Linked DNA regions of Homo sapiens: region 2 is linked to region 1. Evidence: chromatin contacts called from ENCODE POLR2A ChIA-PET data. All regions are on one chromosome and are shown on one strand. The core of a region is the stretch at or near the end of the contact, and the rest is flanking DNA. Distances in the headings are between cores, read along the strand shown. Region 1 overlaps LINC02576 (long intergenic non-protein coding RNA 2576). Region 2 holds the start of EPC2 (enhancer of polycomb 2).

Region 1 (6,049 bases), core at 357-2,856:
ACGTGGCTGGGGAGGCCTCACAATCATGGTGGAAGGTGAAAGGCACGTCTCACATGGCAGCAGACAAGAGGAGAGAACTTGTGCAGGGAAACTCCCCTCTTTAAAACCGTCAGATCTTGTGAGACGTATTCACTACCACAAGAACAGCATGGGAAAAACCTGCCCCCATGATTCAATTACCTCCCACAGGTTCTTCCCACAACTTGTGGGAATTCAAGATGAGATTTCGGTGGGGACACAGCCAAACCATATCAATCTTTAACTTAATTTTGGTTGTTTAACAAACAAAACTGTATATCTGTATTTGTAGCTATCTATCTAAGGGGGAGCACGTGCAAATGTGATAAAATGTTAGTAATTGATGAATCTGTAGTTGGCAGACTCTAAGTTGGCACTCAGTGAATTCTGACCTTCCCTCCTGGAATTCACACCTTGTGTAATCCTTTTCCCTTGAGTAAGGGCTGGGTTTAGAGACTGGCTTCTAGCAAACAGCATGTGGGAGGTTCCTTCCATAATTGAATTCTCTCTCCTTCAATTGCTCAGATGGAGATGGGCTGCCATGTTGTGAGCTGCCCCATGGGGAAGAGGCTCACATGTGAGGAACTGAGGGAGGCCTCCAGAAAACAGCCAGTGAAGAACTGAGACCCTCAGTCCAATAGCCTATGAGGAACTGAATCCTGCTGACAACCATATGAATGAGCTTGGAAGCAGATCCTTCCCCAGTGAAGCCTTCATGTGAGACTGCAGCCCACTTGACACTTTGATTTGTAGCTTGTGACAGACCCCAAGCCAGAAGAGTCAGGTAAGCAGTGCCTGCACTCCTGACCCATGGCAACTGGCATGATAAATGTTTTTTCCCATGAAGCTATGTTTTAGAGTAATTTGTTTTGCAGCAATAGATAACTAATTCACTAGGTAAAGGTTATATCCATTGTAATCTTTCAACTTTTCTGTAGATTTGCAGTTTTATGTGCTGACAGGTGAACACACTGCTGTTGGCACCATGGCCACTGCATACTACGTGCTGTCATGCTAACATTTGATGCTGCAGCAGTAAGTTATTTCTCAATTGATTCTGAGTCTCTGGTTCACTAGCAGGATCATGTGCCCAAGCTCCAGCTTCCAAGGTGTGAGGCCAGAAAGTACCTGACCCTCTCAGCTTCCACAGTGGGAATTGTGGCCCTGTCTCTCAAATAGGGAGGTATTCAGACACTGAGTAGATGAAAAAAAAAAAAGAAAAGAAAAAAAAAGGTGGGGGGGGGCGGTTGGTAAGAAAAGAAAAAGGAAAAGAGGGGGGAGAAAGTGAAAAGAAGAGAAACATCTGCTATACTTTGTTCTACTCCTCTACTCCCAACTGCCCAGAAAGCTCCCCTGCTTAGGAGAGAATCAGATCAGCAGAGTTCCTGATGACCTAGTTTACTTGCCTGGAGACTCATTAGGGTAGCTCAACTACTGACTCTTCCTGTCTCCGTTTTTACCCTCCTGCCAATAACAACCCCCTCTGTCTGTGTCTCTTTAAAGCCCCAAGAGAGATGATCTGATGGTTTGGCTGGTCACTGTTTAATAGAGGGTGTTCTTGTTGGTCTGGATTTTCACTCTAGGCTACGTCAGAAGGTCTGGATTGGCCAATAGCTTGGATGCCCTTGGGGCCAAGCTCCGTCCAATCTGTTTATTTGCCTGCGGGGTGGTAACAAACAGAGAAACTTCCACAAAGGAGCCCCTAAGACCCCTAAGTCATGGACTTGTACAGGCATTTTGAGGCTTTTATAAGGGGGCAGTGTTAGAAACGCTTGTTCCCTGGTGCTGCAAAGAAGTAGCTCTCGAGTTGGAGAGAAGTAAAAGCTCGAACCGGCCTGGGAAGGACCTTACCTAGTGATCCTAACTACTGAAACTGCAGTCTGGACAGCAGAAAAAGGATTGACCCATCACACCCGAGTCAGGAAAGTGCCACCCCCTCCAGAGTCATGGGCCACGGTCCCAGGGGAAAACCCTACCAAACTAAAGCTAAGAAAAATTTAACTCTCTTTCATCCATTTGATTATGACTTCTTTCCTCGCTCTATTGCTGACCACCTAGTTATTAATGTAACCAAGTCAATTTTGCCTCAAACTATTACATTTGATGCTTGCCTTGTTATACCCTATGGAGACTTGCCAAGTCAGAGGCAACTCTCCACTTCAGGAAAGTATCTTTATCCTTCCTAGCGCTCTGCAGACTAAAAATCTGTTAACTGGGATAAATTAGTTTGAGAAGAGTTTGACGAAGATTCCAGTATAAACTGGAAATCTTGTCCTCCTAGAGCAGAGCTTCTCTGCCAAAGTTGGTCCAATGCTCTATAAAATATTAAAGAGCAAGGATCGGCTGCCCCAACTAGTACTTGCAGTTTCTTAAAACCATATATTCATTTTACTAAAGGAGTTACCCCTCCCCATTGTCAGCTAGACCAATGTAACTGAGGACAGATGACCATCCCTGCTCCCCAGAGTTCTTCTATGGCATAGGAGCAGAAGTCTCAGGATCCTTTGAAATGCACTTCATTGCCTTGTCACCTCCTGCACCCCCTTCTCCCTCTCCTAACTTCTCTGCTAACCAAACCTCTTGTTATCTACCCAATGATGAAACCAAAGTAGTTGTAGAGGTTAAAGATTTAAAACAAACTGTAGCAACTGAAACAGAGTATCAGGACGCAAATGCTTGGCTGGAATGGATTAAATATTCTGTTCGCACGCTTAACAAAAGCGACTGTTAACTCTTATGCGACAGGCAGGCCAGAGACCCAGCTTGTCCGCTTTCCAGTTGGGTGGTCCTCTCATGGACTGGGCATGAGCTGTATGGTAGCTCTCTTCCACAACCCCACAGCCTGGGGCGATGAGTCATGCAAGACTCTTTCTCTGCGGTTCACTGAGGTTAAGAGCCCTGTGGGTCAGCCCCCGAGGGCCATGCTGCCACCAGCCCCTGATGTTAACTTCACCTCGTGCCTTTCTCTGCGGGGGGTGGGGGGGGAGTTAGCATTCCTTGAAGACTTAACAGGGTGCAGTGAAACCAAGCCTTTTCAAGAGCTTACCAATCAGTCTGCCCTTGTTCATCTCCAAGCAGATGTGTGGTGGTATTGCAAGGAACTATTGCTGGGTACTCTGCTCTGCCAAGTAATTAGAGCAGCACTTGTGCCCTAGTCCAACTGGCCATCCCTTTTACCCTAGCATTCCGTCAACACGAAGAAAAAAAAAAAGAGAAAAGCGTAAAAAAAAGAAGTGCCTCACATGGGTCCTTTGACTCCCATGTTTATATAAATGCTATTAGACCTCCACGAGGAGTACCAGATGAATTTAAAGCCCGAGATCAAATAGCTGCAGAATTTAAGTCAATATTTTGATGGGTGACAATTAATAAGAACATAGATTAGGTAAATTACATTTATTACAACCAACAGCGGTTTATTAACTACATTAGAGATGCTGTTAAAGGAATAGGTGAGCGATTAGGGGCTACTAGCCAGATGGCTTGGGAAAATAGAAGAGCCTTAGACACGGTATTAGCAGAAAGAGGAGTTTGCGTCATGATTAAAACTCAAGGTTGTACCTTCATCCCAAACACCACCGCCCCTGATGGACGTATAACAAAGGCATTGCAAGGTCTAACCGCTCTGTCTAGTGAGTTAGCCAAAAACCCAGGGGTAAATGATCCCTTTACAAGGTGGCTAGAAAAATGGTTTGGTAAATGGAAAGGAATCATAGCCTCGATTCTTACTTCTCTCGCAGCCGTAGTAGGTGTACTCATTCTTGTTGGGTGTTGTGTCATACCATGCATCTGTGGGCTGGTGTACAAACTCATACAGGCAGCACTTACTAAAACCTCCCTTAATTCTCCTCCACCTTATTCAGAGAAGCTTTTTCTTTTAGAGAATCAAACAGAACAGCTAAGCCAAGACATGTTAAGGAAGTTTGAAGAGAAAGAACTATAAAAATTCAAGAAGGGGGATTGTTAAATATAGTAGACCCCAAGTTTCTCTTCAAAGAATCAGTATGTCAGTATGTTCAGTTCTCTTATTCTTTGATTCTCCATTTTAAAGTTTAACTTCCTGGTTCTCTTCACCCCTTTGCTTCTAGTTTCAGTAAACAACTTTCTCGCGAGTCCTAATCAGTAGTTCACATCTGTTCCCCTGGTCACCTGCTCCATCCTGACTCATCCTGGTCACCTGCTGTGACCTAAGTCACCTTTAGTTACCTGTTCCTAACCGTCCTTCCTGCCACACTACTCACCCTGCCACTCTGGCTCATACCTTTGCTCTCTTTAAAATAGCCAGTTGGAATTAGCTTAGACTGTGCGGTCCAACCCTAGCCAATAGGGAAACAACACAGCAGTAGGGGCTACCTGCCTCAGGAATAAGAACTCCTTGCCCTTCCCTGTCCAGGTGTGCTGTTGCCATTACTCCATTCGCGAGTTACACTCTTCTATAGAAGTAAAAATTGCCTTGCTGAGAAAATTAAATTTATGTTTGAGTGCTGTTTCTTCGTGGCACTGGGGAACAAGCATTTCTAACAGCAGTGTAGAGGAAAGAACTTGGCTGGGACCTTACCCTCCTGCCTCACTGATGGAATGAGACATCTGCAGAGGAAGCTGATTTGGGGTAAAGACAATGAGTTGATTTGGGGCATGAAAGTGAAAGTAAGATTCCCAGATGGTGCTGCCTTTTGTCTTTTTTTAATTTTTATTTTTTGAGACGGAGTCTTGCTCTGTCACCGAGGCTGGAGAGCAGTGGCATGTTCTCGGTTCACTGCAATCTCCACCTACAGGGTTTAAGTGATTCTCCTGCCTCAGCCTCCCGAGTAGCTGAGACTACAGGTGAGCACCACTACACCCAGCTAATTTTTTGTATTTTTAGTAGAGGCTGGGTTTCACCGTGTTAGCCAGGATGGTCTCAATCTCCTGACCTCGTGATCTGCCAGCCTCGGCCTCCCAAAGTGCTGGGATTACAGGCATGAGCACCGCGCCCGGCCCTGCCTTTTCTCTTGTTGGAGACATGGAGCTCAAGTTAGGAAGTCAGGGATGGAGATGAAGATGGGATGGTCGATCATATAGATGTAATGCTTAAAGCTACAGACAGGGAAGAGATTTCCATAGGCATGGAAGTGTAAAGCTGGAAAAGCCAAGGGCAGTTGCTGTAACACTATTCCTTCAGCCGTTTTCACCAGAACTTTGGAAACTTGCATCTGGAATGAGTAGGTGAAGTGAATTAGATTTTCCAACTGTATGGTGCAGGCTGCATCAACATCTATGTGCAACCCACAGACTTCATGTCCAACATTCACATCTTATGACATTGTCTCATTGTTAAGCATCTTGAGGTAGGATAACTTTTTGAGCTACAAATGTGGAATTTCCTCTTGTATTTCCCCACTTTTCCTCCTCAGGCAGGCTTCGTTTTACTTTCCTCAGGAGCTGGCAGGCTGAAGGCAGAAATTGCCTGCAAAACACTTCTTTTCCTGGCTTTGTTTTCAAAAGCCTAAGTCCCCTGATGTGTCTGAGTGTACAGTGTACTGGAGGGAGAGGAGACAGGAAGCAGCTCTGACGGAAACCCTAGCAGGCAGTGGTGGATTTCCCCCAGGGTAAAAGATTGCTCCAAGCCAGGGGAGGGGTCCAGGGTCCTGCAATAGCTGGGACCTGTGCTCTGCCCTCTGACAACACCCCAGGGGAGTGGTCAGATCTCAGAGAGGAACAGTTACAGGGCTCCCAGCCTCACCAAATATCCATATGTCCCAAGGGTGGCGTGAAAGCTAGTGGGCTGTTAGAACTGAGGGAACCAGATAAATTGGGCCCTGGTGGCCTTGACAGTGACCAGTAATGATCTATAACTGCAGGGTCTTCCTAGGACCTTGAAGGATGGCCTGAAGTAGAAAATCCTGTTGGGTTTGGAGTAGAAATTAAGTTGGTTTAAATTTATTATTATTATTATTTGTTTTTCTTTTTTCCTTTTTTTTGAGGCAGAGTCTCGGTCTGTTGCCCAGGCTGGAGTGCAGTGGTGCGATCTCTGCTCACTGCAGCCTCTGCC
Region 2 (6,220 bases), core at 3,582-6,081, about 84 Mb before region 1:
AAAAAATCAGAGAGATGCATAAAGATAGCATACCAAATTCACTGGAATACTACTCAGCAATATAAAGGAACAGACTCATACAACAAGGATGAATCTTAAATGCATCGTACGGAACAAAGGAAGCTAGACATAAAAAAGTATGTATGATTCCATTTATATGAAATTGTAGAAAAGGCAACCTAATCTACAGTAAAACAAAACAAATCAACAATTGCTTGGACTAGGAGTGGAAAGGGACTGGTTGCAAAGGAGCACAAGGGAACTTCTCCAATGTTGGAAATGTTCTATATCTTGTTTTCATGTTTGTATGCATTTGTCAAAATTCATCAAACTCCACACTGTATATAGGTACTTTTTTTGTATGTAAAGTATACTTCAAAAAAAGTTTATTTAAAAAAAGGATTAAATGAAATAATATATGTAAAGCCCTTAACACAGTATCTCGGATATATGAAGTATTCAGTAAATGGCAAGTATTAGTAAAAACATCAACTACCACTATACAACACTCATGGGGAGGCGGCAGAACCGCTGGCTGCCTGATCTTTCTGGTCTAAATTCTAAATAAACATAAGTGTACAGTACTTGACCTAGACCAAGTGCCGTGAGGAGCATTACAAAGACCAAGTTAAAGGAGGATGCCAACTGGCAGCTCTTAGCAGAGGACAATGATAATAAGGATAGGGAAGAAAAGAAGTAAAAGATGTTTGGATGTCCAAAAGAAGAGGCTACACAGGATGACATGATTATCAATGATACAATGTTACCAATGCCCAAGAACACCTAAATCACCTCATCCAGGCATTGTCAGAATGTAACTCAGTCAGAATGTAACTCGAACTTGAATAATGACTTTGTTTATATAAACGAAGTCTAATGATAGTCCAATAGCTACACAGAAGAGACAGGCCTTAATTTTAAGGGTGGGTGGGGATAGAGGGGGAATGGGAAAAAGCCATCCATGAAGGCTTCAAAAGATTTTGCCAACCAAGCAGGACAGCACAGTTCAGAGACACCCAGCAACAATTGTGAATCCGTAAGCCAAGGTTGGTTTGTTTGTTACAAGCCTACTGATTTAAAAGAAAAAAATCTTATAAAAATAAGGAGTTAAGGACATCTAGATATTGAAAGTTACTTAAAATGCAATTCAAGTGAAACACAAAACATTTGTGAAATGTATGACATTTTACTGCTGCTTAGAAATATTTATCAAGGCAGAACCATTTTTATAAATACATAATTCTGTTTAATAACAGAAGTCCTGTAAGACCAGAGAAATGAATTTGCTGTCACTCATGAAAACACAAGTCTTCTGACATACATATTTAAAAAAGAAAGAAAAAGAAAAACTAATACTCCAATTGGACACTCTGGGAAGCAAAAGATTTCAGACTATAAATCTTAACTGTTACGGTTTGCTTAATTTTGATTTTAAGAATCTCCACTTTTAGCATGTATTAAAGAGGCAGAAAGGACAGGACAAAGAATCAGAGGTTCTGGGTTTCAACTCTAGTTTTATCAGAATTTGGATTTCTTCTTCCTTAAAATTGGGCAATTGAAGTAGGCTACTGAAAAGTATCCAAGTTTAGCACTCATGCTCTAGTTTGAAAATAATTCTTTCTAAAAGAGCTAATAAAAAAATTGCAAGGCGCGGCAGGGCACGGTGGCTCACGCCTGCAATCCCAGCACTTCGGGAGGCCGAGGCAGGTGGAGCAAGAGTCAAGAGATCGAAATCATTTTGGCCAACACGGTGAAACCTCGTCTCTACTAAAAATACAAAAATTAGCTGGGCATAGTGGCACGTGCCTGTAGTCCCAACTACTTGAGAGGCTGAGGCAGGAGAATCACTTGAACCCGGGAGGCGAAGGTTGCAGTGAGCTGAGATCGCGCCACTGCACTCCAGCCTGGCGACAGAGCTAGACTCGGTAATAAATTAAAAAAAAAAAAAAAAAAAAAAAAAAAGTCTGCAAGGCGCGGCCAGGCGCAGTGGCTCACACCTGTAATCCCAGAAATTTGGGAGGCCGAGGCGGGTGATCACCTGAGGTCAGGAGTCTGAGACCAGCCTGGCCAATATGGTGAAACCCCGACTCTACTAAAAATACAAAAATTAGCTGGGCGAGGTAGTGGGCGCCTATAATCTCAGCTGCTCGGGAGGCTGAGGCAGGAAAATCACCTGAACCTGGTAGGCGGAGGTTGCAGTGAGCCGAGATCGCGCCATTGCAATCAAGCCTGGGCGACAAGAGCTAAACTCCATCTCAAAAAACAAATAAACAAAAAATTGCAACACGAGTTAAGCACTTTTATTTTTAATGAAGCATGAAAAAATTACTCTAAGTTATCTTACTAAATTAAAATACCAAAACATATGTGGCATACTAAGGACCACGTATGTTGGTGATTGCAAAAAGTAATATACCTTCCAGGAGTTAACTGTTCACTCTAGAACAGATTTCCTTTTTTTTGTTGTTGGGGGGGACGGAGTCTCGCTCTGTCCCCCAGGCTGGAGTGCAGTGGCACGATCTCTGCTCACTGCAACCTCTTTCTCCCGGGTTCAAGCAATTCTTCTGCCTCAGCCTCCCGAGTAGCTGGTATTACAGGCGCGCACCACCAGGCCCGGCTAATTTTTGTATTTTTAGTGGAGACGGAGTTTCACCATACTGGCCAGGCTGGTCTCGAACTCCTGACCTCATGATCCGCCCACCTCGGCCTTCCAAAGTGCTGGGATTACAGGCGTGACCCACCGTGCCCGGCCTAGAACAGATTTGACTCAAGTTCTAAAATAATAGGATCAAAGTAATTACACACAATACTGGTACTTTTAAGGCCATCTTTCTTTGGATCAAGACCCACAAAATAGCAAAAATATCCAAAGTTGTGCTTATTAGGGTTCAATGTAATTAACTATTGTATATAATATGATTTTATTTTAATTTTCCTTCCCATGGAAAACTGAGTCGTTAGAAACAAATTAAAAAAAAAAGTTCTCACATACAAAAAAAAAAGTTCTCACAGCTCTAAACCTTAGGGATAAATGCTGGGTTTTGATTATAAACATATTTATATATATGCACACACAAATATATATGTGTATGTGCGTGTATATATATCTATTACATATTTGTGTGTGTACACACACAGTTAAGTTCATCCCGATGCTACGGCCATATGCATTTTCTACTGAAAATGTAAGACTTTCAAGTAACTATACATCAAAGAGAAATGTGATTAAATAAGAGCAAAGTAGTATTAACAGGGTAACATAATGAGGTCAGAACTCAACCAGCCAATCGAAGGCATAAAAGCATTTCCTGCAATATTAATAGTCAAAAGAGAAAACCAATCACTGAAACCTCGAGCTTCCTTTTGACAGTCACTGAAGCAAGAGAACCAATCCACACACACCCGAGGTTGACAATAAGGCGGGACTGTAGGTTCATTGAAGAAATTCTTGAGGGTGCAGTTACTATGAACTTCGCACGCAAGTAACACCACTCGAGTCATAAACACTCTCTGTCAAGCCAGATGAAATCCAACCGTCTGCAAAATTTAACCCATCGGAGGAAAAGCAGCAATTTTCCCAAAAGGTGCTGTATTATCAAAATTACAACTGCCAATTTAGATGCACTAGGTCCTCAACTTCTAAGGACCACCTCGCAATGACAATTCTCGAGGACAACGCAACGCCGGCGGCTCGCTTCCGGGCATCCCCGGCTCCTCTCTAACGTTGCGCACGGAGCACGGCCGTCCAGGCGGAGCAGGCAGAGCCCGTCCGCCCCGCGCCCGGCTCGGGTCGGCAGAACTGGCCGGCGGGCGGCCCTCGGACGCTACGACCCGCTCGGTAGTCGTGGCCCCCGCCCTCCCCCGCCGCAGTGCTGCACCGCCTCATCCCGCTGCACCTTCGCGGGCGGGGGAGCCAGGATGATTACATTGCTGGGAGGAAGATGTTTGTTTTGAAAGCACCCTTCCACAGTCATTTCAAAGAGAACTCAATACAAAGCCAAAGTTAAAAGTGGAAAAAATAATAATCTTGCCTAGCCAAATAATACCACGCCATTAATTAGCCCCGCGCCTGAGAGAGGGAGGTGGAAAGGTAAACAGAGACCGTACGCCAAGAGCGGCCAGCGCATCCCCTGCGCCATTCCCGGCCGCCGCTTACGGCAAGGCCCCCTTACGGCAGCGTAAGCAGCGCTGCGAGCTAATCACAACACTGGGACGCAACAACATGGCGGCCGCGGGCGGGCGCTACGCCGGCCGAGAGGGTTTACGCTACTCCGCCGGCGTAGAGTCCCGTGCGTTAGAGCGGCAGCGGCGCCCTCCAGCGAGCGTAAAGCGCTCTGTGAATGGCGAGGCCCGACTGACAAAGGGGAGGGGGGAGGAGGGAAGGGGGGGTAATAAACACTCGAGTCCCTACCGATTCCTCCTCCTTCTCCATCCCGGTGGGCATCTGGGGCACGGCCCGGTTGATGGAGACGCAGTCGTTGAGATCAGGCATGTCCTTGCCGCGGTAGATAGGCAGCGGCTTGGCGGCGTCCAGCGCCCGCGCTCGGAAGGAGAGTTTACTCATTGTCTCCCCGCCTTACAGGAACAGCCCGGGCGGCGGCGGCGGGGCGGGCGGGGAGGGGGGGAGGACTCCCGCCGCCTCCTCCACCTCCTTCCTCAGTGCAGCGCGGCCGGCCCGCTCCTCCTCCTCCTCACTGCCCCCGGCCACAGCATGGGCGCCCACCCCGCCCGAAAACAGCCCCCCGCGCCCGCGGCCGCCTCCACACACTAGATCCGCCGCTCGCCCGCCCGATCCGCTCCCTGCGCCATGGCCAACATGGCGGACATTACCACAGCGGCGGCGAGCGATCCCGGCAGCCCGCGCGAGAGCGCGCCCCCGTCGCGGGAACGCGCCTCGCCCTCTCCCTCCCTCCCTCCTTCCTCTCCCTTCCCCTCCCTCGCCTGCCCACCCACTCTCTCCGCGGCGCTGCCGGCCCGCGGGAGCGTGCTCGGTCTCGGTCCGCTCCGGGGAGAGGGGGCGGGGGCGGCGCCCCTCCGCTCGCTGGCCGGTGCTTTCGCTGTGTGGCAGGTGCCAGGTGCGCAAGTTCGCCCGCGCCCGGGAGCGTGCGCCTCTCCCGCCGCCGCCCGGTCACCCCTCTCGCTGGGTGTCCCGGAGGAAGGCGCCGGGCAAAGACGGCTGCGCCGAGCAGCGCGTGTGTGCAGAAGTCCGGGAGCGGGAAGGGAAAATGTCGACCCGGACCCCACCAGCCATCACCCAAGCCTGTACTTGGACAGCGCTATCCCCAAGGCGCCCTGTGCGCAAGCTAATTCGCATCCTCCGAGGCGCACATCCCCGAGAGGTGCAAGAGGTCTCTCCCATCAGTCCCATCAGTCCGTTCGGAGGACTGGACCGCGCTGCTGGTGCCAGCCCTCTTCTACGCCCTCCCCTCCGTACCTGTCCGAAAGAGCTCTCCAAGGTGCAGCAGCGCGTTCATCCTCGCTTTGCAGTGAGGGTTCATGGTTTGAGGCTGCCAGATGCAACAAGTGAACTTAGGTTCCCTGTCACCCAAACTTCGGTACAGCTGTTTAGTGGATGGTAGGTATTTTTCTGAGTTCAAAAATAGTAGCTTTCCTAAAAGTTCAGCTTCTAAAAATTTAGCCAAGGCAGCACACATTTGCGAAGTAGCAGATGTGTGTCAAATGTGGGGTGCTGTGGAAGACTCGAAGAAATCTGAGAAAAGGTTCCTGCCTCAGAGAGCTTTCACCTTAATGGGATGCCAGGATGGCTGGAAAGATGAGTAACAGAGACGTAAATAGTTGAAGAAAATGACAGCTGGAAAGATAAGTGACAACCGAAAAAAAAGTGTAAATATTTTAAGAAAACAATACAAGAGATGACACAGGCAGTAAGTAGCACATGATTAATTACCAAACGAGATCTAGGCAATAATTGTGAGAGTTCAGAGAAAGGAAAGGAGGCATGACTGCAGCCTAAACTGGTTAGAGAAAGTTCTCAAGAGGAGGGAAAATCAAGGTGACTCAAATAAGTACTAGCTATTGTTGACATCAACCTGGTTTAGCCAAGAGGCTCTTGGTTAGTCTTTAAGCATTACACATTTCTCACAAAACCGTACAAAGAGAGTTTTTAACACATTTTACCATTTTCTAATAATCGATCATACTCTAACTCAGAGAAAGTCAGATGATTTCCTAAAGACCAACAGTGAAAAAATTGATTCCT

Evidence for each region. ChIA-PET counts read pairs that join two places held with the same protein, here RNA polymerase II (POLR2A).
Region 2: POLR2A ChIA-PET joins it to region 1 with 10 read pairs in WTC11. The contact joins the promoter of EPC2 here to the enhancer-like site in region 1. POLR2A ChIA-PET finds 5 or more read pairs at or near these places in 2 of 52 experiments (PC-3 and WTC11).

What each region holds. Positions count from the first base shown.
Region 1 is chr2:65,042,707-65,048,755 of GRCh38, reverse strand. All of the region lies in intron 2 of LINC02576 (long intergenic non-protein coding RNA 2576), which reads right to left. Among named protein-coding and RNA genes, the nearest start is that of CEP68, 11 kb to the left of the region's middle. Within about 2 kb of position 1,606, at least 2 of the 41 ENCODE cell types and tissues checked have a DNase peak (open chromatin) inside an H3K27ac peak, as active enhancers do.
Region 2 is chr2:148,643,362-148,649,581 of GRCh38, reverse strand. EPC2 (enhancer of polycomb 2) reads right to left here and starts at 4,831. Exons shown (of 14, transcript NM_015630.4): 1 at 4,412-4,831. The coding sequence starts at 4,564. RefSeq lists enhancers at 3,508-3,657, 4,254-4,758 and silencers at 3,748-3,837, 4,598-5,177.